Regions from separate parts of the Homo sapiens genome. Here region 2 is linked to region 1. Evidence: chromatin contacts called from ENCODE Hi-C or POLR2A ChIA-PET data. All regions are on one chromosome and are shown on one strand. Each heading gives the region's core, a stretch centred on a gene start or an enhancer-like site at or near the end of the contact. The rest is flanking DNA. Distances are from core to core; before and after follow the strand shown. Region 1 holds the start of IFIT5 (interferon induced protein with tetratricopeptide repeats 5). Region 2 overlaps LINC00865 (long intergenic non-protein coding RNA 865).

What was found. Hi-C counts contacts between places; a loop is a spot of excess contacts on that map. ChIA-PET counts read pairs that join two places held with the same protein, here RNA polymerase II (POLR2A). Pooled maps may share reads with other maps.
Region 2: a loop to region 1 is called in a map of naive thymus-derived CD4-positive, alpha-beta T cell, with 7 times the contacts of the local background. The contact joins the enhancer-like site here to the promoter of IFIT5 in region 1. A Hi-C loop is called at or near these places in 1 of 168 maps with a recorded cell type or tissue (naive thymus-derived CD4-positive, alpha-beta T cell) and 4 of 50 pooled maps. POLR2A ChIA-PET finds 5 or more read pairs at or near these places in 3 of 52 experiments (A673, BJ and CD4-positive, alpha-beta T cell).

Annotation. Positions count from the first base shown.
Region 1 is chr10:89,410,953-89,417,312 of GRCh38, forward strand. It overlaps IFIT5 (interferon induced protein with tetratricopeptide repeats 5), which reads left to right and starts at 3,616. Exons shown (of 2, transcript NM_012420.3): 1 at 3,616-3,851; 2 at 6,253-6,360. The coding sequence starts at 3,847. It also overlaps a transcript of LIPA not described here. RefSeq lists enhancers at 3,473-3,782, 4,393-4,492, 4,593-4,662.
Region 2 is chr10:89,834,427-89,840,786 of GRCh38, forward strand. LINC00865 (long intergenic non-protein coding RNA 865) reads left to right here. Exons shown (of 4, transcript NR_038382.1): 3 at 775-831; 4 at 2,792-6,360. It also overlaps the pseudogene MARK2P16. Among named protein-coding and RNA genes, the nearest start is that of LINC00865, 8.1 kb to the left of the region's middle. RefSeq lists a silencer at 3,450-3,509. Within about 2 kb of position 3,285, at least 21 of the 41 ENCODE cell types and tissues checked have a DNase peak (open chromatin) inside an H3K27ac peak, as active enhancers do.

The DNA of each region.
Region 1 (6,360 bases), core at 2,366-4,865:
AAGTCAAAGAGAGAGATAGAAGTAGTAAAGAAAAAACAGTGTACCCTATTCCTTTAAAAGCCAGGGTAAATTTAAAACCTATAATTGATAACTGAAGGTCTTCTCAGAAACCCTATAACACTCCAATACCACCTTGCTGTCAGTGTAAACAAGGGCGTAGCCTGAAAGCACTGAGGCCACTGACAACCAGTAGCCTTCCTATCAAAAATCCTTACCCAGCAGGTTTCCTAACAGGGGATCTAAATCTTAATTAATTCCCATACAAAGGTCTGACCAGATCTAGGAGGAACTCCCTTCAGGACAGGACGGATAGATGGTTCCTCCTGGGCAATTAAGGAAAAAAAAAACACAATGGGTATTCAGTAAATAATAAGGAAACTCTTGTAGAAGCAGTGTTAGGAAAATTGCCTAATAATTGGTCTGCTCAAATGTGTCAGCTGTTTGCACTCAGCCAAACCTTAAAATACTTACAGAATCAGGAAGGAGCCATCTATACCAATTCTAAGTTAATATGGACTGAACGAGGTCTTACTAATAGCAAAGAATAATTGAAATCCCAAACTTACAAGGTTTTCAACTAACGTAAAGTTTGCTAAAAGTTAACAGTGTAACATGCATTATCCTACTACCATACACTCTCAAAGGATTTCTCAGACAGTTTGCATGAAATAATGAAATCTATCCTTACTCTACAATCCCAAACAGACTCTTTGGCAGCAGCGACTCTCCAAAATCGCCAAGGCCTAGACCTCCTCACTGCTGAGAAAGGAGGACTGTGCAGCTTCTTAGGGGAAGAGTGTTGTTTTTACACTAACCAGTCAGGGATAGCACGAGATGCCACCCGGTGTTTACAGGAAAAGGCTTCTGAAATCAGACAACACCTTTCAAACTCTTATACCAACCTCTGGAGTTGGGCAACATGGCTTCTCCCCTTTCTAGGTCCTGTGGCAGCCATCTTGCTGTTACTTGTCTTTGGGCCCTGTGTTTTTAACCTTCTTGTCAAATTTGTTTCCTCTAGAATTGAGGCCCTCAAGCTACAGATGGTCTTACAAATGGAACCCCAAATGAGTTCAACTAACAACTTCTACCGAGGACCCCTGGACTGACCTGCTGGCCCTTCCACTGGCCTAAAGAGTTCCCCTCTGGAGGACACTACACCTACAGGGCCCCTTCTTCGCCCCTATCCAGCAGAAAGTAGCTAGAGCAGTCATCAGCCAAATTCCCATCAGCAATTGGGGTGTCCTGTTTAGAGGGGGGATTGAGAGGTGAAGCTGGCTGGGCTTCTGGGTCAGGTGGGGACTCAGAGAACTTTTCTGTCTAGCTAAAGGATTGTAAACGCACCAATCAGCACTCTGTGTGTAGCTAAAAGTTTGTAAACGCACCAATCAGCACTCTGTCAAAATGGACCAATCAGCACTCTGTAAAATGGACCAATCAGCACTCTGTAAAATGGACCAATCAGCACTTTGTAAAGTGGACCAATCAGCTCTCTGTAAAATGGACCAATCAGCAGGATATGGGTGGAGCCAAATAAGGGAATAAAAGCAGGCCACCCCAGCCAGCAGCGGCAACCTGCTCGGGTCTGCTTCCACGTCGTGGAAGTTTTGTTCTTTCGCTCTTCGCAACGAATCTTGCTGCTGCTCACTCTTTGGGTCCACACTGCCTTTATGAGCTGTAACACTCACCACAAAGGTCTACGGCTTTACTCCTGAAGTCAGTGAAACCACGAACCCACCGGGAGGAACGAACAACTCCGGACGCGCCACCTTTAAGATCTGTAACACTCACTGTGAAGGTCTGCAGCTGCACTCCTGAAGTCAGCAAGACCACGAACTCACCAGAAGGAAGAAACTCCAGACACATCTGAACATCGAAAGGAACAAACTCCAGACACGCCATCTTTAACAACTGTAGCACTCACAGCGAGAGTCCGCAGCTTCATTCTTGAAGTCACCAAGACCAAAAACCTACTGGAAGGAACCAATTCCGGACACACCATCACCTACGTATTAAGCTCAGCATCACTTAGCTATACTTCTTGATGCTCTCCCTCCCACCACCCCCAACTCCAACAAGCCCCAGTGTGTGTTGTTCCCCACTGTGTCCGTGTGTTCTCATCATTTAGCTCCCACTTACAAGTGAGAACATGCAGTGTTTGGTTTCTGTTCCTGCATTAGTTTGCTGAGGATAATCACTGGAAATACTTGCTCTGTATTTAGAGTTCATAAAATTTGCAACTTATAAAAAGCAGATTCGTATACCTAAGTTATTCCAAATGTAAGTTTTCTATTAACTTATCAGTTTTTAAATTTATATTAAATTAAAAATCAGGTTCTTAATAGCCACAGGTGACCAGCAGTTTCTGTATAAGACAGTACAACTGTTAGAAGTGATTGCTTTAAATGAGGCACTCGCTTCAGGCACTAAGTTTTGAGGGGTGGGGTGCCAGAAGCTCAGTGATCAAGGTAGACAATATTTCAATGCAATATGTTTTTAAAAATTCAAAATCAGGCCAAGCATAGTGGCTCATGCCTGTAATCCCAGCATTTTGGGAGGCCACGATGGGCGGAACAATATTTAAGGTTTAGAAAAATATTTGTGCCCAGGTGTTGGAGACCAGCCTGGGCAACATGGCAAAACCCCGCCTCTACAAAAAATAAATTAATTAGCCCGACATAGTGGTGCACGCATATAGTCCCAGCCACTCAGGAGGCTGAGGTGGGAGGATCGCTTGAGCCATGAAGGTTGAGGCTGCAGTGAGCTGTCATCTCACCACTGCACTCCAACCTGAGTGACAGAGTGAGACCCTGTCTCAAAAAAAAAAAAAAAACCAAAATCAATGCAAAAGATGAATTATGGACAGGATATTGAGGTTTTGAATACAGACATTAACTCAATAAGGGTAAGGCCCGTGTCTGTTTTCTTTATTGTTATATTGACAGTACTTTGAACAAAGTCTGGCTCTTACAGTTGTTTGTCAATATTTGCTGAATGAATTCAAAGGGGACAAAATGTTTAAGGTATGGGTGTTTGACATTTTCTGCCTAGATCCCCAATACCACTCTTGTCTTTATTGGGTCCTTATTACAAAGCACCATTGGCGAAGGTATGGAAGAGAAGCAGTCTCCTACAATTGTGGGTAAGAGTGGATTTTTAAAGCTATTTGGCAATATCCGTCAAAACTTAAAATGTATATAGATTTTAGCTCCAAATTTCTCAGTTTACACCCAACAGAAATAACAGCATAGATGTATAGCATTGCAGTGTTGCTTGTTGAATCAAAAGACTGGAGTGGAAGCAGGGACTTAAGTTTCCGCCTGTAATCCCAGCACCTTGGGAGGCAGAGGCGGGCGCATCCCTTGAGATCACGACTGGGTGACACAGTGAGACGCTATCTCAAACAAACAAACAAACAAACAAACAGTTACACGGGCAGCATGCGAACTCAGCGTACTCAGGGAGGCAGATAAAAGCCGAGACCAAAGTGAAGGAGCCCAGCTGCAAATTCAACTCCGAAAGACCCTGGACTCCGCAAACGTCTGGCCGCGGCTCTTGAGCTCTTCTATTAAGTTTCGGTTTCTGAAGCTTACGTTTAGTTTCGATTTCTTAAGTTTCAGTTTCTGAGCGCTCGGCATCTGATTCAATCTCCAGTTTCCTGTTCTTGCTGGGGCTGGGGTCTCTCCTTTAACAAAGACACGCCGCGCGGCCGAGTCCAGGGGCTGCAGAGGCCTGGCGCGCGCACGCGCACGCGCACGCCCACCGCGCGGCTTCCCGCGGTCCCCGGTGCTGAGGAGAGAGCGATCCGAGGGACTGCGCCGCCCGGACGGCCTGCAGAGCGCTGCCATCATGAGGTAAGGGTTTTCCTTTGCCTCTCCTCCCAAGCCCTGCGTCGGCCTTGGTTTCAAACCGGGCTGCTTTTATTCATTTCCAGCGCAGTTCTGCGGCCTTTTCAGGGGCCGAGCCCCTCGCGCCCAGCAACCGGGCATCTGCGTTGGGGACCCTCCCCGGGCGCTCTGTCCCGGCGCGCGGCGTCTGAAGTCGGGCCTGCCGGGGAGGGTGGCCGAGTGGACGCTTCTCGGGAGTCCGGCCCCTCCCCAGCGCCTAAGAAGGCCGGTCAGGGAGGAGGAACAGGAGATGCTCCCCGGGAGCCTGTCCCATCCCTGGCGTCTGCGGTCGGGACTGTCAGGGTATGTGCCGGGCGACGCTCCCCCGGAAGGCCTGTCCACCCATCGCGACCCGACGGCTCTTCTCGGCAGCGGCGACGGTGACCGTGCTGGGTCCGCGGCCGCCGCCTCCGGGAAACTGGTCAGCGCCTGCAGAGCCCCCAGGCGCTGTTCCGGGGGCAGCTGCTACGTGCCACGGGTCTCCTTAGGCCTGTCGCGTGCCTCTCTTTCCAGCTGCCATTCCCTCGGTGTGGCATACGCGGTTTCGCCGCAGCCCTGCAGGCGTCAGGTTCGCCTGCCACTGCCAGTTTGCGTTTCTGATTTCTGGGTCTGAGTTCTTCCCTTCCCAGGAGCTACCTCTGTACCAAGCACAGATTGTTATCGTCCCACCCAATCCGCTGTTTTATGAGGATTTCTTTATCTGTTTCCTTTACTGATTTAGTATGATGGCGTCCTTTTCTTGATCATTTTGTATCCCCAGGGGCTAGCACCCCGCCCTGCACGTGGTTAGTGAACCTTCCGCATTTAATGAGTTGAGGAATGAGATGTTAAGGTCTTGGGCTCTAAAAGCAGATAGTCCCTTGTTCTAAATCCGGACTGAACTCCTACTAGTTGAGTGATCCCAAAGTTTCTCAAACTCTGTGAGTCTGTTCCTTATTTGTAAAAATTAATGGTGTCCATCTCTTGGGACTGTGGAAAAGGACAGTAATAAATCCTATCAGTTGACTGCTTAGCACATAATACTTGCACAATAAATGTTAATTATTCCCATTATAAGTTTAAAAAAAAAGTTTAAGTGCCACCCACACATCTAACTTTATTTTTGAGACGGAGTCTCGCCCTGTCACCCAGGCTGTAGTGTAATGGCTCCATCTCGGCTCACTGCAACCTCCGCCTCCCGGGTTCAAGCCATTCCCCTGCCTCAGCTTCCCGTGTAGCTGGGATTACAGGCGTGTGCCACCACGCCTGGCTAATTTTTTGTATCTTTAGTAGAGACGCGGGTTTCACCATGTTGACCGGGCTGGTCTCGAATTCCTGACCTCGTGGTCCACCCGCCTCAGCCTCCCAAAGTGCTGGGATTACAGGCGTGAGCCACAACGCCTGGCCACATCTAACATTTGTAAGAAAGGAGAGTGCTATCAGGAAGGGGCTTGACAACAACAACAACAACAAAACAACAACAACAACAAAAAACAGAAAAAGACGGTGGCGTGCACCGTATATATGCAGGATGGGGAGGAAAAGGGCTCAGCCCCATTGGGGACTGTCTCCCAAGGACAATGAAAGTCTGCTTCTTCCTAGCAGAAGAACAGAATTACCGAAAGATACGTGTTACCTCTTCTGATGCAATAGCTTCTCTCTTATTAGCTTCCCAAAGACAAAGTTACAAAATTAAGTAGACAAAGTTTAAACAATAAAAATTCTCATGGTGTCCAGTTGTGCATAAATTCCAGAGCCTGGACAAACCACGTCAGTACCTGATTGAATGTCCCTTTGAGATCTTACAACCAAATCCATAATACCTGAGCAGCCCTCCTCATCCTCCTTGGGCTGGGCTGGTAGAGACCTTCAAAACAGGTGTTTGTTTTAGGCAGGGGGCTGGTAAAGCCATGTTGTTGTGGATTTAAGCAGGCTGTAAGGACATGGCATGTCTTGCCCATATTTTTGGTACAATTACACTAGAGAAAGGAACAATTACCAAGGAGCAATTTTACCAGGTTTCCTAGTCAGGATCAGTACTCATAATACAAAAATGGAATTTTCATATTAATTATTGAATATGTATATATTCATTCCTAATTTTCAATGGTTTAGTGATTGCCAAAAGGAAATAGATACATGTAATACAGAAAGCTCTGTCATCTCTCCAGAACTGTTTTTGCAATAAATAGTGAGAATTTAAATGAAATATTTCTAGGACATAACTGTATATAGAAGAAACTCTAGTATAAAGTTATGGGAAACTTATGTTTTAACTGTAAGATCAAATAGGGATAAAATTAGTTGTTATGCAAAGAACAATATTTAAGGTTTAGAAAATTATTTCTTGTATTTCTTCAAAAATTAAAAAGTATTTTATCTTTGACAGTGAAATTCGTAAGGACACCTTGAAGGCCATTCTGTTGGAGTTAGAATGTCATTTTACATGGAATTTACTTAAGGAAGACATTGATCTGTTTGAGGTAGAAGATACAAT
Region 2 (6,360 bases), core at 2,035-4,534, 420 kb after region 1:
TCCTTTTCCTCACATATAAGTAGCTTAAGTGTTAAAATATATTCTTTCTTCACACAATGACATTAAATCTATGTCAAAACAATTACCTTTCCAGGAACAAATAGAACCTGTCTTGCTTGGAACTTAAAAATAATTTTTCAAAATCCAGCAGAACATCTCTCCTTTTTGTAAAGCATGATTATGTCCTACCTACACACATTAGGAGAAACTATACCTTAAAAATATAGAAAATTTATGTTGGGGTGTGGCGATTCATGCCTGTAATCCCAGCACTTTGGGAGGCCTAGGCGGGCAGATCACTTGAAGCCAGGAGTTCAAGATCCACTGACTAACATCATGAAACCCCATCTCTACCAAAAATACAAAAATTAGCTGGGCGTGGTGGCACATGCCTGTAATCCTAGCTACTTGGGAGGCTGAGGCATGAGAATCACTTGAATCTGGGAGGTGGAGGTTGCAGTGAGCCAAGATCATGCCATTGTACTCTAGCCTGGGTGATAGAGCAAGACTGTATCTCAAAAAAAAAAAAAAGAAACAAACAAACAACAACAACAAAAAACAAAAAAACTGTATATATAGAAATTTAAAATATAAAAATTTATCATAGCTGTAGACATAAAAGTTATAAAAATAAATCTACAATCATTTCAGTTTTTATTAACTCATTTACTTCTGATACTAATTAAAAATCTCTCATATAAGTCCATTTATAAGTCCAAATAGAATAAACAAATGTTAAGTATCAATAATATTTAAATTTTTTTTTTATTCCAGACTCTGTTGGGTACAAGTGACACAGAAAGTCATCTCAAACTAGCTGAAACACAAAAGGTAATTTATTTGTTTCAATACCTGGAAATTCCAAGAGTTTTTTTTAGCTCTAGTTATAGCTGGATCAAGATGAGTGTCAAATGATATAATGATATTGTCAGTGTTTGAGTGTCTTATCTATCATGTGTCTATCCATACATATCTATACCTACATATATACATATATCACACACGTTTTATAAAAAATTTATCATGTCGACAATAATATTTAAACAAATACCCAAATAAATATTAATCATTGAGTTTTCTCAGAAGGCTAAATCACTTACAAACAAAATGGAACATTTTTATATTTTTATAATTTCCTTCTGGTACTGTGGATCACAGCCACAGAAGGAAATCAGTCTAGTAATATTATAGATAGGACATTCACTGGTCCCAATCTGATTTACATTTTCTTATGGACATTTGTGAATTTTTAGCTCTGCTTAGCATCTAAAATCCAGTGTATGTTTGGAATCTTTTTCAACATTATTAGCCATAGTGTGGAGGAGAGACTGCCTCACCCAATGGGAGATGAAAATGCCAAACTCTTGCTTGCCTAGACTCCCTTGGAGCTAGGACATGACCAAGTGAGGTACATTCCACTAATCAGATTCAGCCATGGAAGCAGGAACCAGTAACTCAAAGAAGCAGGGACTGAGAGCCTCCATTCAGACTGAATTCCTAGTGCAGCTGTGGCAGCAGAGCTAGAGGCAGTGTCACAGTGCAGTAGTGGAGGGGTTGGTGGTGCAGGCTGTAGAGTCTTTTGCTTGTTAGTGTTGGTAGGGATGTCAACATTAGGTGAGCTGTGTCATGTCTTGGTGAGCCTGTGTTTCATAGAACCTGGCTCTTCATACATGCTGGCAATGTAATCCACCCAATATCATTATCACAAACACCTTTCCCATTGAAATTAACCTGAGTTGGTTTCTGTTGCTTGCAGCTGATGAATGGATGACCTTCTCTTCCTCTATGTCATCTCCTTTAGTTATGTATTTATTAACTTAAATCTCATATTACTCTCTTTGGCCTCTGCTACCTGAATCTTCTGGTATCAGCTGAAGAGGGAGTCTGGGAGGCACAGAACTGGAAGTAAGGCCATACTGGGCCTGGGAGGCAGAGAGAGTCCTACTGGAGGGCCCTCAGAAAGTGAATTCAGCAGGCACCAGCCTCCAGCCACAGGGTCCTATGCCCACACTTGCTTCCACAAGCCTGGTCCAGGCCACCATCATGTCGCCTGGACCATGGCCGTATTTCCTAGGGTCTGCCTACTCCTGTCCTTGTCCCTGTAAACACTTTATCAAACACAGGGATATTGTTAAAACATAATCAGATCATGTCAATTCTCTGTGAAAACCTCATTCTCTCAGAGTAAAAGTCCTTATAGAAGCCTAAAGGCCATACATGGTACCCGCTTCCTCCGAAAAATCGCATTCTCTTTATTACGCCTTCGATCCCTAGGAGAACCTAAGTTCAAGAGGAGATGCTGGGCAGGGAGGGGCCAGCCACTTGCTAGGGTGCCCCAGCCCCTGTCTGCTTCAAGAGCCAAGTCATTTTCTCCTGGACCCCTCTGAGCTGAAGACAGGAAGAGCCGGGGGAGGGGGATCTCTTGGTCTGCGCCTCAGTTTCTCAAGAACAGCAACAGCAGAAAAATAAATTGAGAGATGAAGGGGCTACCACCATCCAAGTGGCCACAACCATCCACTCCCATGCCGGCCTGGAGTTAGCAGACGGGCGCCACTTTGCTCTGCTTGTCCCACGCCCATGGAGGGGGGACACCGTCCGGAAGTGAAGGCCAGGAAAACAGAGGGGAGAGACAGCGGGGTGGGGTGGGAGCAGTCGCTGCTGTGAACTCGCTGGAGCCCAGACTCACGCAACTAAGGGGCAGCAGTGGGAAGAGAAACGGAGGGGTGGTGGGGGAGCTGGCGCTCTGAACGCCTGTTCCTTCTGTTCAGACTAGTCTTTGTTTATTTTGCAGCGCAGGAAGGCGGAAGGGAAGGCGGAGACCGGCAAGAGAGGGGAGAAGGCCCGGGGAAGACGCTCGGGACCAAGATGCGGGGCCCGGGTGCGAGCAGCTGAACCTCTCGGCCCCCAGGCGTGGTGACCTGGGTGGCGACGCTCGTGGAGGCCGAGGAGCTTCTGGACCGGCGCTTCGGGGGACCAAGTGGAGAGGCTGCTGGAGTTGTCGCCTGAGTCCTCCCTTAGTTCTTCGCGCCGGCCTCGCCCACGGCTCCGGGTCCCAGCCGCCACTGCAGTCTCCGCAGCACCGAGCGGGGCTCCACCGACTCGCGACCTCCAGCCTCCGCCTCAAGGGCAGGGAGCGCGGCTGGGTCTCTGGAAAGCCATTTTTAAATCACTGCCTCTGCTGCCCCCATGTGAGGTCGGAGTGTCCTCCCCCGTCTTTGCTTTCAGGTTCTTTCAGGTTCCTTTGGGCAAACCCGCAGCTAAGAGTCCAGCTTGTGAACTTGAACCTGAACTTGCTGAAGAAGCTCCCGGCGGCCCCCTGCTGTCTGCGGCCTTTGTTTGAGGGAGAGGCTGGGGTCACCCGGTTGGGCCGCATTTCCGGGGCCGTCACCTGTCGGGCTGCCAGGCCGCGCGTACCTTGTCCCATCGGGGGCTCTGCTCTGCCCCCTGCGCTGATGACGCGGGTGGAAGGGAGGTATCAGGGGCACTCTGGGGAGCTGTACCTGGCGGGCACCCCCCAGCTGCTCTCCGTGGGGTACGACACCGAGACCTGGTTGGGCTGCAAGGAGACCGACTGGGATTCCCGGGCTGGTGGCCGGGGAGACGAAGGCGGGGGGTGAGAGGCAGGAACCCAGGAGGCCCCAGGCCCAGCGCTGTGGGGCTGCTGTTGTCGTTCTGCGTGGAGGTCTGGCCAAACTGGCTTTTGCCCCGAGTGAGGAATTCCTGCTCTTTTTTGGTTTTGGTAAGAGGTCGCTATTCACAGAGGGGGCGGGGTTCGTCCCCTCCAGGCGAGTACGGGGCTGGCGGGCGCAGTGCTGCCTTTCTGCTCTGTCTCTTGATCCCGCTTAGGATCTTTGTGGCTCCTCTGAGTCTTCTTAGAGAGGCCGTGAAAGATGGGAAAGGCAGGTTGCTGAAACGCTGCTGCTCGGGGCTGGCAGAGACCCTGGTATAGGGAAGGCGCACCACTGTGGGTCAGATCAGCTGACAGTGGGGGTTTTAGGTGATGGGGTAACCTTACAGTTCGGATCTCTTAGAACCCAGAAGCAGGTAGGCGATCGCTGCTTCATCACACTTCACAGGGAGTCCTGGATCTTTCCTGTCCGTAACCCATGGACGCCATGATTCAGTATGGCGGAGGTCCGGGGCTTAAGTTCCTGTTCATGCTTCCTAATCATTCATGGATCCATCACAATGTGCTCTGAAGGGCCTCTCTTGCTGGGATTGAGAAGGATACATTTTTTGAGCAGGTTTTTATACTCAATGGACATGTAGAAGGGAATATATTCTACTCAGTTCCCCTCCTGCAGCTCCTTGAAATTCTGTCCATCAAAAGCAGGGATCTGCTGACCAGAGGTGACTGCCACAGAAGGTATCCAGTTTGTAAAAGCTGAATTTGTTGCTGAAGCCAGAATTTGCAATCTTGATGTTTGTGTTAACATCCAAGAGCGTGTTTTCTGCCTTTAAATCTCTGTGGACAATACGTTTCTGGTGACAGCTTGCACAGCAGACACTTTTGGTAGAATTTGCTTCAGTCCTTTTTTTTTCTTTCCTGCTGCCATGAGCAGGTATTCACAAACTTCTCCTCCTGGCTAGTGTGCTTCATGACAAAGCAAAGAGATTCCTCAATATCGATCACAGCAAATGTTTCACTATGTTGGGGTGATCCGAGCCTTCATGGTTCCTACTTTGTGGATGGTGTCTGGAGGAGATCTGCTGAGTCTCATCAATGAACTTCACAGCTGCTGCTTTCCCAGTTAAGAGGTCCCAGGCCAACCTTACCTTAGCCAGGTTGCCCTTGACGATGGTCTCAAGGATCCTAGCTGCCAGTAAGGGTCCCTTCTCAGCAGAGATGGCTGAGAGGCCCTGTGGCATGTGAGACTTACTGCTGGGCTTGGAGTCAAGGTGTCCCAGGTCAGCTTAATTTCGGGAAAAACTGGTAAGACGCTTGGTTCAAATCACTTGAAAAGAAAATCACTTGCATAGTTCACCTGAAGAATGGATCTCTATAATGGAATTAAAGCACAATGCTGGACAAAAAGTAAGAAAAAGCAACAAACTGAAAGGAAAAATTGAGTAAAAAGAATAAAGAACTAGAACTGGCAACCTCAGCCAAGCCAGGGAATTACATACATCTTGGAATTCCAAAGCAATGCTTCCTTATGAGGGCATAGGAAGAAATAAATCTAATAACAAGGCTGGGATTAATTCACGTGGTTTTCTCACATTTTGGTCTCAAGAACTTTTTACTCTAAAACTAATTATTGAGGACCCCAAAGAGCTTTTTATGTGGGTTATAGTTATCAGTATTTACTTTATTGGAAATTAAAACCTGTAGGATGTTTCAGTGGTCTTTTCTAGTTTGAAGGGTTTAATAATTTTTGGCTTTTAAAGAGCCCATAATCAATTAAAATATTTTATTTTCCTTTAAATTGTAAATGATTGGTGTCATAATGATGCTACAACTTAACTGGCATTACAATACTATACAAATACGTTCTATTGTATAAGTCACAATAAGGTACATTATTAACTCTATAACATTTAGGGGAAGATAGCTGTTATCATATTATTTAAAGTTTTGCCTAGTTTCTTTGTAGTAGACTTATCTTTTCCAGGAGCCAGAGAACCCGCTATATCAGTTTCAGTATCTTTAAATGTAGAGATTGCAGCTGTGTGTTGAGAAAGCACGTTTCACTTAGCATGGGATGGGGACTTCGAGGTACTGGATATGTCACTGGCACCTCAGGGGAGGAAACCAAGATGCCCCTATATGATTTTAAACATGGTTTATTAAAGCGTGATACAGAAAAGTGCACAAATTGTCCACCTACAGCTTGGTGACTGTTCACAAATTGAACTCATCTAACTAGCCTCCAGAATAAGAAACAGGCCTTTACACACCCCCACCAGCCTCCCAATCCCCTTTTCAGTCACCTTCTCTGCAGTGATAACCACTATTCTATATTCTGACAGCATAGTTTCACTTGTTTTTTAACTTCACATAAATGGGATCAGACAGTATTGAATCCTTTGTGTCTGCTTCCTTCACTCAATATTTTCCTGAGATTTTTCTATATTGTTTATTCTAAATGCCCATTGTACGACTGTAACACAATTTGTTTATCCATTTTACTGTTCTTGGGCATTTGGGTAGTTCTCACTGTGGATGCTAAGAAGAGTGTTGCTATAAACATTCAGGTCTTTTGGTAAGCATATACCTGGCTTTCTGTTGGCTATTTATACCTAGAAATAGAGTTGCTGGCTTATAAGGTATGCATATTTTTAGTTTTAGTAGACATTGCAGTTTGTACCAATTCACCCACCCACCAATGTGAATATCTAATATTGCCTGCCTGTCTGTAC